Linked DNA regions of Homo sapiens: region 1 is linked to region 2. A link is an interaction called in ENCODE POLR2A ChIA-PET data of the cell type or tissue named here. Cell type or tissue: Panc1. All regions are shown on one strand. Links, peaks and the distances in the headings refer to the core of each region. The heading gives the core; the rest is flanking DNA.

Region 1 (8,337 bases), core at 328-8,327, 120 kb before region 2:
AAGCAAGGCACCAAATTAACAAGCCCAATCACATTGGTTACATTTCCCAGTATTATCGAAGATCAAGCAAGAAAGAAAAAGACAGAAAACAAATGCGAAACCACAGGTAATTTTTTACAATTTATTTTAGATCCTTTCTTTTTTGAGCTGTTCCTTGGTCAAGGGACAGACCCAGAAAATAGGAAAACTGTCCCACGGATTTCCCCACCACTCTCTTCCCATCGCAATCTCTTTTCTTTTCCCCCATCAGGTGTCCTCTTGTTCGTCCGATTTTAGACTTTGTAAGCTTTTTGTAGGCTTTTTTTTTTTTTTTTTTTGGAGACAAGAGTCTCACTCTGTCTCCCAGGCTGGAGTGCAGAGTGCAATGGCACCATCTCGGTTCACGTGCAAGCTGTGCCTCCCAGATGCAAGTGATTCTCCTGCCTTAGCCTCCCGAGTAGCTGGAATTACAGGCATGATGCACCACCATGCCCGGCTAATTTTTTTTTTTTTAGTGGAAACGGGGGTTTCACCATGTTGGCCAGGCTGGTCTCGAACTCCTGAACTCAAGTGATCCACGATCCACCCGCCTCTGCCTCCTAAAGTGCCGGGATTCCAGGCGTGAGCCACCACGCCTGGCCTACTTTGTATGCATTTCTTTGACTCATTGTTATTGTTTCTGACTTTATTAGGGTAACTTTTATTAAAGCATAATGTAAGCTTTGGATCCAAATAGAAGTTCTTTATTGTGTTAAATAAATTGAAGCCTTCGTATCTGGCTGACTTGAAGCAGCACTTAGCTAGTTTTAAAAGATATGGAAGGCAATCAGAAAACAAAGATACATATCCCCACTCCCTTCTCTTCCCAATTCTAACCGCAGCTCACATTTTGAAGGGCCTCACACATGCATGTGTGAACATCTCAACATATTAGCGGTGGCAGTTATCTGTAAGGAGTCTGCAGCAACATTAATTCTTGCCTCCTCAGGAGAAGGAAAGAATTCGATTGAGGAGCATAATGCCGAAGGAGAGACCGAGGCAAGTCTTAGAGCAGGGGTGAAAAATTATTGAAAATATTTAGAGCACTAATGAAGGAAAGTACACTTGGAAGAGGGCCAAGCAGGCGACTTGAGAGACCAAGTGCACGGCTTGACCTCTAGACCTGGGGTCGTAAACGTTGGCATAGTTCCTAAATCTTGTGTTATTTCTCCCCACTCCTGAGATCTTATTGGGAAGTGACCGACCACCAGTTTCACGTGTTTTCTATCTGTTAAGAAACTGCCTTTCTCTGTCAGAGGAAGAATCAGTTTAAACTTTATAGATTTCTTTTAAAACGTATTTATTACAAGTCCCCAAGAGGGCTTTATTTTTGCTTTCACACATCCTGTTTTTCAGCTTCCTTGGCTCTTTTTGCCCATATGCCGAAGAGCCGAGCATTGCCGCCAAGCATTGGCACCGGCCATGCGGAGACTAGCGAAAGCTTTGCAATTCCTCTACTTCTCAGTGATGACTCGGGCTTTCTCCTTACATTCTTGATGGGCATGACCGGTCCTGTCAGCTGGGTGGCCAATTTCTGTTCTTCAGCAGAACTGTCTCCCTTCTTGGGGGCCGAGGGCTTTCTGGGGAAGAGGATGAGTTTGGAGCAATACTCATTCAGACGCTGCACATTGGCCTGCAGGGAATCGGTGGACTTGTTCTGCCTCCTCGGATCCACAGAGATGCCAGTGGTCCGGGTCACCTTCTTGTGAATGCCCGCCACCCTGAGCTCCAGGCTGAAGCCTCTGCCGGCGCGCACCTTGATGTGATAACGCACAGCAGGGCACAGCACAATGGGCCAGATGGGTCCCGACTCTCCGGGCGCGGGGCGATGCAGCGCCCTTTGGCTTGCCGGGCCTTGATTCTGCGGATCTTCTGGTTGAACCACGTGGCCACACGCTGCTGCCAGTCCTTGTGGAAGTGGGGCTTCAACATCATGCCATTCCTGCTGGGCGCCATGGCTGCCTACGGCCCTCCTACGAAGGAAACACTTTATAGATTTCTATAGCAGTGTTACATAGTAAGGTTTTATGGCGAGTTTTGTAGCATGGATCATACTACCTTAGGACTGATGGTAAAGTTTTAGTCTAAGGAAAGCTCTGAAAATTTGAAAATGTGTAACCACCCAATGAGTTCAGCTTGCCCACTGCCTAGACAGAACCATTTATCAAGACGGGCATGCAAAGCCGGCTGTGTGGGAGACCCGTTTTATTATTATTCAAATCAGTCTCCCCAAGTGGATTGCAGTTTTTAAGGATAATTTGGTGGGTAGGGGACCAGTGAGTTGGGAAAGTTGATTAGTCGGGTCGGAGATGAAATCAGAGGGAGTCGAAGCTGTCCTCTTGTGTTGGCTTAATTTCTGGATGGGGGCCACAAGACCAGATGAGCCAGTTTATCGTTATGGGTGGTGCTAGCTGATCCATAGAGTACAGGGGCTGCAAAATATCTCAAGAACTGATCTTCGGTTTTACAATAGTGATGTTATCCTGAGGAGCAATTGGGGGAGGTTTAGAATCTTGCAGCCTCCAGCTGCATGACTCCTAAACCATAATTTATAATCTTGTGGCTAATTTGTTAGTCCTGCGAAAGCAGTCTAGTCCCCAGGCAGGAAGCGGGTTTGTTTTGGAAAGGGCTGCTATTGTCTTTGTTTCAAAGCTAAACTATAAACTAAGTTCCTCCCAAAGTTAGGTCAGCCTACGACCAGGAATGAACAAGGACAGCTTGGAGGTTAGAAGCAAGATGGAATTGGTTAGGTTAGATCTCTCACTGTCTCAGTTGTAATTTTGCGATGGTGTTTTCAAATGTTGATTTAAAGAAGACCATAAATTTGTGTTGCTTTCTCAGATTTTGAGAATAAGGACAAAAAGTGTATGTTTTAATGGGAGAATCTTAAGAATTTCACTACTGAAGTGGATTTCTCTGTCCATTAACAGTGCTAAATGTTTTGTATTTCCCAGTTGGAAAAACAAAATCTGCAAGCTTTGAATGATACTTGTTATTAGGTTTTGGTAACAGCTGTTGTACTATTCCCATTTCAATGCTCAATAGCCACACGTGGCATGTCATACCTACCAGGTGGACAGCACAGATATAGAACATTTTCATCATTGTAAAAAGCCCTATTTGACAACACTAACTTAAAGTATTAATCTTTTAGAAGAGAAAGCTTCAGTCCAACCCAAATTACACAATTTTACTTTTGAAAATATTGTTGAAACAACGTTCAATTTTTTAAAATTTTGGAAAACTGAATGAAATCCATTTGTAAATGCGCAAATGGTACTGGAGGTGGAAAACTGAAGCCTTGCTATAGTTTTAGTTTTTTGGAGGGTTATGATCAACACAGAGAAGAAAAGATTCATCTACCCATAGAGCTTCTTGAGAAAAATTTTCTAACAATAATTTTGAAAATTTGTAGTGAATTTGTTCTTGCCATTATTTATGGGTGCTTTCATGTGCGAGGCACATCAAAGTTCTGGGGAATGACTTAGGCACAACCAAATGGCTATCTTGGGAAGACCAAAGTCCTTTGCTATATATGAGAGTTTTGAGATGGCGACTACCTTTCTGTATGGTAGATTCTTGTTTTTGAATATGCCCTCTGGGTTTTCAAAACAAATTGTTTTTACAATACCTATAGTAGTTATCTAGGGCATATTCTTTAGCTTCAAAAATTCTATCTTTAGAATGGGCTTCAATATTCATAACTGAGTTATTTTCCTCTAATAAATCATTAACATTTTCCCATGTTTTATTGTGGTGTTCATGGTAGTTTAAAATACCTTATAATAGCATATAATATGTATGAACAACCTGAAAATATATGTATGTGAACAACCTGAAGCCACATGTACTCTCAGTATACAGGTTAATTCTTAAACCTTCAACAAGATGTCATGCTCAAATTGGAACTACATTTGTGCTTCACACAAAGACCTTTCCGTCAATGACTGACTACATGTACGACCATGGTTTTATAAGACTATAATACCATATTTTTACTGTATCTTTCCTGTGTTTAAGTACACAAATACGTATCTGTGTGTTCCATTGCCCTACAGTATTCAATACAGTAACATGCTGTAGTGGTTTGTAGCCCAGCAGCAATGGACTACACCGTATAACCTAGGTGTGGAGTAGGCTATACCATCTAGGTTTGTGTTAAATACTCTCTAAAATGTTTGCACAGTGATGAAATGCCCTAATGACTAATTTTTCAGATCATATCCCTGAGGTTGATCTAGGCATGACTGTATTAGTCCAGTCATCTGAGTAGATGTTGGCAAAAGGATAGTTTCCGTTACAGAAAATTAAGATGGCATATCCAGTAGAAGAGCATACCTTGAATTTGTTTTATTTTTAATTTTTAAAAAAAGTTTTAGAGCAGTTTATAAGCAGTTTTTAAGTTTATAAGATCACATAAGTTCATTTACCATATTCTACCACCATAACTTGACGTAAGCCTGAATGAACATTTTATAAGCTCAGCCTTACTGTATACTAAGTTCAAGTTTACATCAAGTTACGGTGATAGTATATGGTAAGATGTTTTGCCCTGAAAGTCCTTATTTTAAAATATGTATAGTTAAACTGACACATAACAAAGCATGTGAGACAAAAGAAAAGAGGAGACAACCAGATGGATTCTAGTGAGTTTGAGCTGCCATCCTCTGACTTGCACGCAAGGGCAAAGATTCACTAATCCAACAAGTGCTTGCTAAAGATTTAGGGGAAATAACATTGCTTTTTTATTTCATTTTCCCCCAACAGTTCATTCCATTAATAGTGCTAGGAAGTTTTGACATGAGAATAGGAACACTTTTCTCGGGTTTTGAAGGGCCTTGTATAGTCATGCAAAGAAGAGCATCGTACAGTCATACAAAGTCTACAGTATGAGGGTGTAGCACAGATATAAGGTACTGGATTATATCTCTTTTTTTTTTTTTTTTTGAGATGGAGTTTCACTCTTGTTGCCCAGGCTGGAGTGCAATGTCGCGATCTCGGCTCACTGCAACCTCCGCCTCCCAGGTTCAAGCAATACTCCTGCCTCAGCCTCCCAAGTACCTGGGATTACAGGCATGCGCCACCATGCATGGCTAATTTTGTATTTTTAGTAGAGACGGGGTTTCTCCATGTTGGTCAGGCTTGTCTCAAACTCCCGACCTCAGGTGATCCGCCTGCCTCAGCCTACCAAGTGCTGGGATTACAGGCCTGAGCCACCGTGCCCGGCCATCTCTATTTTTTAAAAATATATTTGTGTGTAAATGTCTCAGTTATTTTAAAAACCTTGGTGCTATTTAATACTGTGGTTAACACTTTGGAAGAAAATGGCTAGGTTTGAGCCTGACCTTGTTGGTATAGGCTCACTCACACCTTCAGAATATGGGCATTGATGAAAGAAAAAATTCAGCTGAATTAAATTTAAAGGAGTTTAATTGAGCAATGAACGGTTTGCGAATCGGGCAGCCCCCAGAATCACAACAGATTCACAGAGACTCAGCGCAGTCACATGGTGGAAGAAGATTTATAGACCAAAAAAAAAAAAAAAAAAAAAGGGAGGGCCGAGCGCAGTGGCCCACGCCTATAGTCCCAGCACTTTGGGAGGCCGAGGTGTGTGGCTCACGAGGTCAGGAGTTCAAGACAAGCCTGACCAACATGGTGAAACCCCGTCTCTACTAAAAATACAAAAAAATTAGCCGGCTGTGGTGGCATGCTCCTGTAATCCCAGCTACTCAGGAGGCTGAGCCAGGAGAATTGCTTGAACCCGGGAGGCAGAGGTTTCAGTGAGCTGAGATCGAGCCACTGCACTCCAGCCTGGGCAACAGAGCAAAACAGCAAAACTCCTTCTTAAAAAAAAAAAAAAAAGGAATGACATATGGAAATTGGAAGTGAGGTACAGAATGGCTGGATGGGTTACAGCTCAGTTTTTGCCTTATTTGAACACAATTTGAACACTCAGCAGTGTATGAATGGTTGAATTACAGCCACTGGGATTGGCCAAGACTCAGCTATTGTTATAGGCACATATTCCTAAGTTAGGTTTTCAATCTTGTCTACCCATTAAACTAGGTTGCAATTCCTCCACAAGGACCCAAATATAAAAGTATGGAATCTTTCTCAGGCCATATTTAGTTTGCTTTAACAGCATAATCCACAGATTATGGTGCAGTGGATTCCGCTGATATTCAGGGGTGCTGACTCTAGTTTTCAATTAAGACAAGTGAAGAGAGACAGAACTCTGTTCCAGATAATGGATGTCTAGGTAATTCAGATAATCCCCCTGGTAAAGACAACAATAAAGCCGGGTGATATATAAAAATAATTCTTTCTTAAAGCATTAAAAATATAATAAACTAGTAATCAATTACCTGCTGAGTGTCAGTAAAAGAAACAAACCCAGAGAAGTGAATCTAGCAGTTGGGACCCCTTTTGCCCTGGCAACATTTGTAATCTGGATGTAGAAGCCAAGAGACTTATCTATGTTTCTGATAGCCTCATAGGGTTAGAGGAACAAAAACAGAAACCTAGGGCTGCCCAAAGTGGCGACATTGGTGATCATGCACTCCCCCTGAGGCTGCTTTCTAGGAGTAAAGGGGAACTGTAAGTAAACCTGCTCACCCATAAACTGCAGCTTGGCTTACCATCATCTGGTAGCCCATAAGACCCCAAACCTTGACACTGGTTTAAGGTGGGCTGTATTTCAGCACATCTAGGTTTCTGAAGAAGCAAAAGAAAATCCTCTCTGAAGGAATAAAACTTTAACCTAGACTTCACATTATTTCTAGAAATATTTTTTTCAAATACAAAACCCAGCATACAAACGTGCATACACATGAACAAACAAGTCTCCGTGAAAATCAACAGAAACAACAGACTCAAAAAAAGAAAAGAAAGAAAAGAGAGAGAAAGAAAGAGAGAAAGAAAGAAAAAAGAAAAAGAGAAAAGAAAGGAAAGAAAGAAAAAGAAATGACAGATACCAGAAATAGAATCTACTAAACTTCAGATTTGGAAATTATCAGATAAGGGTGTAACAAAACTGCTTACTATATTCAAAGAAACAAAAGCTAATCTAAAAAATTTAAGGAGCAAATTGAAAAATATAAAAACTGACGAAGTAGATTTAAAAATAAAAACCAAAATTTATTTGTAATTGAAATATATAATAACCAAAATTAAGAACTTGAAGGATAAATTAACAACAAACTTGACACAACTGAAAAGAGTATTAGTAAAGTGGAAAATAATTTAGAAGAAATTATTCAGAACACGCTGGGCGTGGTGGCTCACATCTGTAAACCCAGCACTTTGGGAGGCTGAGGCAGGTGGTTCACGAGGTCAGGAGATCGAGACCATCATGATAACTCGGTGAAACCCCATCTCTACTAAAAATACAAAAAATTAGCCAGGTGTGGTGGCAGGCACCTGTAGTCCCAGCTACTTGGGAGTCTGAGGCAGGAAAATGGCATGAACCCAGAAAGCGGAGCTTGCAGTGAGCCGAGATTGTGCCACTTTACTCCAGCCTGGGCAACAGAGCGATACTCTGTCTCATAAAAAAACAAAAAGTAATTATTCAGAACAAAGTATGGAGATGCAAAATAATGGTATTAATAGAAGAGAGGATAAGGAGATCTAATATATATTTAATTAGAATTTTTAATGGATGAAAGACAATAGAGCAGAGGCAATATTTGAATAAATAATAACTGAGATATATAAGACATGGAGAAATGCCACCTACATTCCCTCTCAAAGAAGGACTCATTTCCCTTAGTTGTTTGGAGTGCTGCCAATGTTCTAGGGTTTATCTCAGGTGCAGAGAGTTGATTCTCCCAAAAGCACACCCTTCCTGGGATGATGCACCTTCAACAATTGATTGCAGTGGAGTAAAAAGATTTGTCGTTTTGGCACCACAGGAGTATAGGCCATATGTAATCCAGTGCTCCCTATGGTGTTGGTTGAGACTTTGGCAGGTCTGCATCTCAGCTTAACTCACTTTTCCAGTTTGACAGCCTCATTCACGGTGCTCAGACCATGGAAGTATTTTGTGTTAGAAAAAGGACAATTGGCTGGGCATGGTGGCTCATGCCTGTAATCCCAGCACTTTGGGAGGCCGAGGTGGGAGGATCACTTGAGGTCAGGAGTTTGAGACCAGCCTGGCCAATATGGCAAAACCCCTTCTCTACTAAAAATACAAAAAATTAGCCAGGCATAGTGACAGCCGCCTGTAATCCCAGCTACTTGAGAGTCTGAGACAGGATAATCACTGGAACCTGGGAGGTGGAGGTTGCAGTGAGCTGAGATTGCGCTGTTGCAATCCAGCCT
Region 2 (8,337 bases), core at 156-8,155:
ATATATATAAATATATATATTTATATATATATATATATATTTGGTGAGTGTGTGTATATATATATATATATATATCTTTTCCCTTCTCCCCTTCCCATTGCAATTTGCTTATTGTATCATTTGTTTATTATATCTGCATTGCCGTTTACGTGGGATAAAGGTTATTTACCCTTAAAGGTATTGTGTGTGTGTCTTTTCTTCTCCCCTCTCGCATTTCCCGCACAGAACATAGTTCCATCCGCTTTGCAAATGACAAGACCTCATTCTTTTCATGGCCGAATAGTACCCCGTTGTGTATACGTACCACATTTACTTTATTCATTTATCTGTTGATGGGTACTTAGGATGCTTCCCAATCTTGGCTATTGTGAATAGTGCTGCAATAAAGATGACAGTGTAGATATCTTTTCGATATACTAATTTCCTTTCTTTTGGGTATAGGCCTAATAGGGGGATTGCTGGAATATATGGTAATATTTTTAGTTTTCTGAGGAACCTCCATACTATTCTCCAAAGCGGTTGTACTAATTTAAATTCCCACCAAGAGTGTACTAGGGTTCTCCTTTCTCCACGTCCTTGCCTGTCTTTTGGATGAAAGTCATTTTAACTTGGGTGAGATAACATTTCATTTTAGTTTTGATTTGCATTTATTTGATGATCAATGGTGTTGAGCACCTTTTCATATATTTGCCATTTGTATGTCTTCTTTTAAAAGACATATAGACAAAAGAATGGTAAATAGATATGTGAGTAGAAAATCTTTACTTGGCTGAGTTTTCTTTATCCTTTCCTTTCACAGTAGCCCCCATCCCCAACACACACACACATACACACACACACACACACACACACACACACACACACACACACGTCAGGTCAATAACCAGACCATAAGTGCTGCAAATCTTAGTTCTTTCTGTGTGTGTGAGTGAACGTTTGTTGTACACTGGATCACACCTCACAGGAAATGCTGAGTTTTCCAAATTCTAAAGTTAAGAACATTATTAGGGTCATGCATTATGGGTTTTTGTAAAATGGCTAAAGTAGCTACATTGGGAGATTCTTTGTCTAAAGGTGCAATACATCCCCCAATTTGATTCAGGGCTTGGAAAGTTGTCTGGTTTCATCTAAACAAATAAATAAATTCTATTTTTTTCAAATCTCAATTATAGAAACCTTTATCTACAGACACCCTCCTCCATTCATTTCTTCAGTGAAATTATCTAGACAGATTGTTATAGAGAGATTAAGAATGTCATACTTTCAAATCTCTCTTGGATTCCTCCCAAAATACTTTTGTTAGAAATATTTAAACATTTTAAAGGAATCTTGCCTGGAACCCATCAGATAAAAATCAAAAGGCATCAGAGAAAACACTGAAAGGCTTTGGAAAGGAAATGGTATCACTGGTATAAACAAACATTTCATACAATTTAATAGTTTCTTAGCATTATTCTTTCAAATCTCAGTGCCAATCCTTTTTAGCATCTTCCTGAAGAAAGAAATTTCAGGCTACTTTGGACACACTTTCTATAGGGTACCCCTGCTCTGCAAACAGCAGGAATAAATAAATAAATAAATAAATATAACAATAAATAAATAGATTTCGATGGTTTGGCTCAGTCTACCAACCTTACTAACTGTGCCAACTTTACTATCTGCTGCCTACGTCTGCCAGTTAACTTTTCCTCCTCCAGACTGAACAAAAAATGCCCTTTTATTTAAATTTGTTAGATTTTGAGATTTTGGATTGCTATTCTTTGGGCACAAAATCCACTAGTGAGAAGGTGAGGAAGCAAAACTGAGAACAATTTCAAAACATGTGAATAAGTTTGAGTCTGTTGAAACATAAGTCATGGTAGTGCATCTTGCCCAAAATGGAGATGGATTCTTCAGCACTGACTAGAGCAAGTAGCCTCCCCAAACTGGATCACACCAGAAACCCTTATTCAATCTAATGCTCCTCATAGGACGCTTTCTGAGAAAGAAAGGGACTTAACTAAATCAGTTTCATAGGGAACAGCAGAAGACCTTTCTTTTGTCTACCCAGACTCATCTAGTCCGGCCCCAGAACTAGCGTTCCGTGGTCTCAAACATGGGTCATTACTTAATAAATTAGTGTACATAGGATACACCATCCAAAATATGGCCTAAAACAATTCTTGAGTTTTGACTGGAGAAACCTGGAGAAAATGGTGTACAAGGGATCCAGGAAAAGTTTAGGGCTGAGAGATGCATCTCTCTGGGGAAAGGAGATAGGACTGGGCACTGGAAAAATGAAATAGTTTCTTCCCAGTAACTCGTCATTTCCATGAAGCCAAGACGATGCGAAAACTGAGGGAATCTGTGATTGGTTTACTTTACAAACTTGGTTGTTGTTTTTTTTTTTAATCTTTCCTACCCTATCAACATAGGGGACATAGCTGGGGAAAGGGTAACAAAAAATCGCCCCAGACTGTTTTCTGGATCAATCCAAAGGTGAGCTTAGAGCAATCAACCTTTAGGCAAAATACTTGGGGCTTTTCTGACAAGGGGGAGCTTTTTTTTTTTTTTTAATTTCAACTTTTATTTTAGATTCAGGGAGTACAGTGCAGGTTTGGGACAAGGGTGTATTGCGTGTTGCTGATGTCTGGAGTACGATTGAACCCGTCACCCATGTGGTGAGCATAATACCCAACAGGCAGTTTTTCTATCCTTTTCCCCCTTCCAACCTCCCACCTCTTACGGTCTCCAGTGTCTTCTGTTCCAGGGGAGCTCTTGTTTGAGCTTACAGGCTTTTCTTCCTGGAGGAAGCACCATCGTATCTTTGAGACGGAAAAGGTTAAAATAGATCAAACAATGATGCTCCCTCTTACGCTGTCATGTCCACTCCTTCATTGCAGACTTGAGTTCTTGGCTCATATTTCTGTACCCGAACGTGCATTATCATTATTAGTAACTTAGAGAAGAGAGCCTTCAAAGAAGGCAAAGATGTCACTTCTGATCATCTCGCAGTTTATAATTCTAAGGAATTGCTATTAGGAATTTTAGATGGAGTTTTATTCCTTCTGCCCACCTCCTCCCCCGCCTCTCCCCGCCCCCCTTCAAGTTGTTAAATCTCTAATTACGAAGTTAAAGGTTTGAAAACAGAAACTCAACGTTTCCTCACTACACTTCAGTCTTGATGTGTGCAAATTAGCACCCGCGTGCGGCCGCGTGGCCTAATGGATAAGGCGTCTGATTCCGGATCAGAAGATTGAGGGTTCGAGTCCCTTCGTGGTCGTGTTCTTACTATTGTCAGGAAATATCTTTACTTTCTGCACATCTCCTTGAGCTTTCTGCAAGCCAGTTAAAAAAAAAAAAACCGGCTTGTTCCCAAGACTTTGGGAACTTGAAATGAAAGAAGACTATTGACAAAAAAAACAAGAACCCGGTAAGCAACCTGTGTATTGACTATTAAAGTGCACTTTGTCCCTGGCATAGGTACTACCGGAGGCATTCGTAATTTGGAATGGGCTTGGTTTTTCAATTTATGGTCTTGTCCTACTTGTTTCATGAATTTAACAAACACAACACAAAATCACCCTTTTCTTTTTTTTTTTTTTTTTTTTTTTTTTTTTTTTTTTTTGAGACGGAGTCTCGCTCTGTCACCCAGGCAGGAGTGCAGTGGCACGATCTCGGCTCACTGAAAACTCCGCCTCTCCGGGTAAAGCGATTCTCCTGCCTCAGCCTCCCGAGTAGCTGGGATTACAGGCGCCCGCCATCACGCCCGGCTAATTTTTGTGTTTTTTTAGTAGAGACGAGGTTTCATCATGTTGGCCAGGTTGGTCTCAAACTCCTGACCTCAGGTGATCCGCCCGCCTCGGCCTCCCAAAGTGCTGGGATTACAGGCGTGAACCACCGTGCCCGGCATTTTATTTATTTATTTATTTATTTTTGAGTCTCACTTTGTCGCCCTGGCTGGAGTGCAGTGGCACAATCTCTGCTCATTGCAATCTCCACCTCCAGGGTTCAAGCTATTCTCCTGCCTCAGCCTCCCGAGTAGCTAGGATTACAGGTGCCCGCCACCATGCCTGGCTGATTTTTGTATTGTTGGTAGAGAAGGGGTTTCACCATATTGGCCAGGCTGGTCTCGAACTCCTGACCTCAGGTGATCTGCCCGCCTTGACGTCCCAAAGTGCTGGGATTACAGGCGTGAGTCATCGCGCGCGGCAGAAAAGTACCATCTTAATAGTAAGGACTATCATAATAGTAGGGGTATTGGGTGCAGGGTATATGGGAACTCTAATATCTTCTAAATTTTTCTGTAAAGCTAAGACTGTTCGACAATTATACTCTATAAAATAAAAATGATTTGTTTTTTTAAAGATAGACAGCCATGTGTTTAAAAAAACTTAGAGCAAAGATCTTGCCCTAGAAAGCAAATGCAACTCTAACGGGGTTCTTGTACTGGTTAACATCCGCATTAAAGATGATGGTGACTTACAGGGCCTATGCCATTCTCTCTGATTTCTACGATTTCCTTATTACTCTCAACACAAGCTTAAATAAAACAGTAAACAGAAAAGTAAAATCTTTCCAGACCTTGGTTAACAAAAGCAGAAACAAGGAGGAGAACGAGGAGGAGAAGGTGAAGGAGAAAGAAAAGAACAAAAAGAGGAAGAAGAGGAAGAAGTCACAATCAAGGAGAGTATATCACCAAGAAAAGAAAGTTTCTATCAAAAACTTTCTTTGGGCTCTCAAAACTCGAGAGTCAAACATTGTTAATAAATTTCCACAAAAATCTGAAGGTCACAAATCCAAATCCTAATAGGAAAAGCTTTCATCAAAATGTACTGATAAAGGCTCAATTACAACAACCTGGAACTCATGTGGTTGGGACACTCGCTCGAGCTCATAGTTTTGAAGGATGGCCAGAATTTAGAAACAAAGTGGTCAAAGAATGCACTATTATCACACTAAGAGTTTGGCAACCCTATCAGCAAAATGAGCCAGGGCCCTCTAAGAAACTCACAGGACCCACATATTGCTGAGGAAAAGAGGTATTTACTCACAACTGAAAAAACAAAACTGAATGTATGTCTTGCTTGAGCAGGGGTGAACTACAAGCAGATTGCAGTCTCTTAGTAAACAAACAAAACAAGAAACAAAACAAAAGGCAGGATATGCAGAGGAGTTTAATTAATTGTCAAGTGAAATTAAATTCACATAAATCAGCCTTTTGGGTGGTTCAAAGTAGAGACGGCTGTGAATTGTTCCTAGATTGACATACAAACAAATACTTATTTATTTATTTATTTATTTAATTTTTTGAGACGGAGTGTCGCTCTATCGCTCAGGCTGGAGTGCGGTGGTGTGAACTGCGATCTCGGCTCACTGCAAACTCCGCCTCCCGGATTCAAGCGATTCTCCTGCCTCAGCCTCCTGAGTAGCTGGGACTACAGGCGCATGCCACCAAGCCCGGCTAATTTTTTTGTAATTTTAGTAGAGACGGGGTTTCACCATGTTAGCTAGGATGTTCTTGATCTCCTGCGTGATCCGCCCGCCTCGGCTTCCCAAAGTGCTGGGATTACAGGCGTGAGCCACCGCGCCTGGCCTTACAAATCTCTTTTACTTAGGAACTACTGAGTTAAGATAAATGTGGGTGCTAAATTCCAATTTGGCCCGGGCATGGTGGCTCATGCCTGTAATCCCAGCATTTTGGGAGGCCGAGATGGGCGGATCATCTCAGGTCAGGAGGTCAAGACCAGCCTGGCCAACATGGCGAAATCCATCTCTACTAAAAACACAAGAATTAGCTGGGTTTGGTGGCGTGCGCCTGTAATCCCAGCTGCTAGGGAGGCTGAGACACGAGAATCACTTGAACCCGGGAGGTGGAGGTTGCAGTGAACTGAGATCACGCCACTGGCACCCCAGCCTGGGTGGCAGAGTGAGACACCATCTCAAAAAATAATAATAATAAAAATGAAATAAATAAATTCTGATTTGTTGTGTGAATTCATGGTTAATTATGCAAAAGTGGAATATTCTATTCTTAATTGACTCAAATTAAAATTTCATTTAAATGTCAAGTTTTAAGATACCAAGATTGAGTGCTGATAGTATTGTTATTACTTGAGCACAAACTCCTGGACTCAGTTCTCTTGTCTTGGTCTCCGAAAATGCTAGGATTACAGGCGTGAGCCACTCTGGCTGTCCCCTCAGTAATTTTTTTTAAGTAAAGTTTATTTTATTTATTTTTTGAGTTGAGGTCTCGCCCTGTCACCCAGGCTGGAGTGCAGTGGCACTGCAAGCATGGCTCACTGCTACCTCAAACTCCTAGGCCCAGGCAATCCTCCTGCCTTGGCCTCTGGTGTAGCTGGGACCACAGGTGTGCACCACCATACCTGGCTAATTTTTCTATTTTTTTGTAGAGACAGGCTCTCACTATGTTAGCCAGGCTGGTCTCCAACTCCTGAACTCAATTGATCCTCCTGCTTTGGTCTCCCAAAGTGCTGGGATTTGAGGTGTAAGCCACTGCTCCTGACCAATAATTTTTTATATTAATAAATTTATGGCCGGGTGCTGTGGCTCACGCCTGTAATCCCAGCACTTTGGGAGACCGAGGCGGGCGGATCACCTGGGGTCAGGAGTTCGAGACCAGCCCGAATAATATGGTGAAACCCTGTCTCTACTAAAAATACAAAAATTAAACGGGTGTGGTGGCGGGCGCCTGTACTCCCAGCTACTCGGGAGGCTGAGGCAGGACAATCGCTTGATCCCGGTAGGCGGAAGTTGCAGAGAGCCGCGATCGCGCCACTGCAGTCCAGCCTGGGCGACAGAGCGAGAGTCCGTCTCAAAAAATAAATAAATATAATAATAATAATAAAATTTATGTCTACCAAAATAATTTATCTACATTATGAGCAAAATATGTCCATGTTTTGACTTGACACTTTTTGCACTCTCAACACTGCAATCCTCCTCATATCTTAAGTCAGCGTTTTGTTCATCCACTTGACAGTAGGGCAGAAAAGAGCCTTGAATGAATACCTCTCTGCAAATCCGACTTTCCCCGTTCAAATCTTGTCTCTTCCGCTGAGACTAGAGAGAATATAAGCAGCAAAACGCACCGCAAATACCCTCCCGGTTGCTCCAGGAGAAAGCTGGGTTCAGTAGCCTGTTGAGTATGAATCAAAAAGAAGTATGGGAAAATGAAAAGTATCTACATCAGAACAGGATCGTGATTCCTAAATTTCCGGACTAGTGGCCTGATGCATTTCCAGCTGAGCTAGCCAGAAGTACGATGGTTTTAGTGGGTATCTACTCTAACCCAAAACGTTCAGTCACTACTTAACCTTTCTTCCTCATTCTTTCTCTTGTATTTTAAACCCAAACACGCGAAAATAAACAAACAAACAAAAAGAAACACAAACTAAACAGTTGCTGCCTGCATCAAAGCTGCAGGCTGCTTCCACATGAGAACTGACACAACGTCACTTTCCTCAAACCTCCAATACCAGGGGCTACTGCTCCACGAATACTCAACCACACGCCCTCGAAAATGCTCAGCCTGTTTCCTGCGATGGAGAGTGCAGTGCAGTGAGGCACTCTCAGAGTCACAAAATCTTGGGCAACACGAGCCGTACCCTTCTGTGGGATATACACTTTGAAACCACTCACCTAGAGCCTTCTCTCTTCCCCAGGGCCTAGAGAAAGCTTGGCAGAGACGCGGCGCTTGGCTGCTTTCTTCCTCCACGCTTGTCTCAATACTATCCGTCTTTAAAGACGCGTCCCCGATTTTTCTTCTGCCTTCTTCTCCGCTGCTTCTTCTCTCCTCCACTCAGTGTTATCCCTCCCGGCTCCAAGAGCCCTTCCTTCCTTTTCAAAGCCTTCCCTTGCGTCCACTCCTCAGCTCATTTCAGTTCCCAGCCACTTGCCTTTCTAGTATAGTAAGAACATAACCTGTACATTAGGGACAAACTTCTCCCTACTCTCCCTTACGCCCCTGCTGGGTTTACAATGTTCTCCAAAATTCGTATCTGGATTAAACAGTCGCACCACATTTTGGCTACAGATGGGAAGGGTCTACTTTCTGCACTTCAGGGACTGATGAAATTTTCTCACTTGTGGGGGTGTAGGGAGGGTTTTACAAAGGGTGAATTGGTTTTCTCAGGTTGAGACCAGCTTCCTTTGTGCTTTCCTCCTTGCTCAAAAAAATTTGCTCTGAAAGAGTCCTCTGTCTTCGGCTTCGTTTGTGTTGTCTTTAAAACCAGAGCTAGTCAGGCTTGGCGGCAAACACCAGTAATCCGAGCACTTTTGGAGGCGGAGGCGGGAGTATTGCTTAAGCCCAGGAATTCAAGACCAGCCTGGGCAACA

What was found. Peaks named below come from ENCODE experiments on the same cell type or tissue, not always from the same donor. Only the 100,000 strongest peaks of a DNase experiment are listed, where the experiment ranks them.
Region 1: POLR2A ChIA-PET joins it to region 2 with 18 read pairs; 4 of 35 experiments call an interaction of 5 or more read pairs at or near these places.

The regions. Positions count from the first base shown.
Region 1 is chr6:28,855,053-28,863,389 of GRCh38, reverse strand. It overlaps LINC01623 (long intergenic non-protein coding RNA 1623), which reads left to right. Exons shown (of 2, transcript NR_033379.1): 1 at 1-106; 2 at 1,375-3,765. It also overlaps the pseudogene RPL13P. Among named protein-coding and RNA genes, the nearest start is that of LINC01623, 4.5 kb to the left of the region's middle. In Panc1, for the core only: no CTCF peak of the experiment used is centred there; no DNase peak of the experiment used is centred there; H3K4me3 peaks cover 336 bases.
Region 2 is chr6:28,737,877-28,746,213 of GRCh38, reverse strand. TRR-CCG1-1 (tRNA-Arg (anticodon CCG) 1-1) reads left to right here and starts at 3,190; the gene lies at 3,190-3,262. In Panc1, for the core only: no CTCF peak of the experiment used is centred there; a DNase peak (open chromatin) is centred at 3,191; H3K4me3 peaks cover 3,250 bases; H3K27ac peaks cover 423 bases.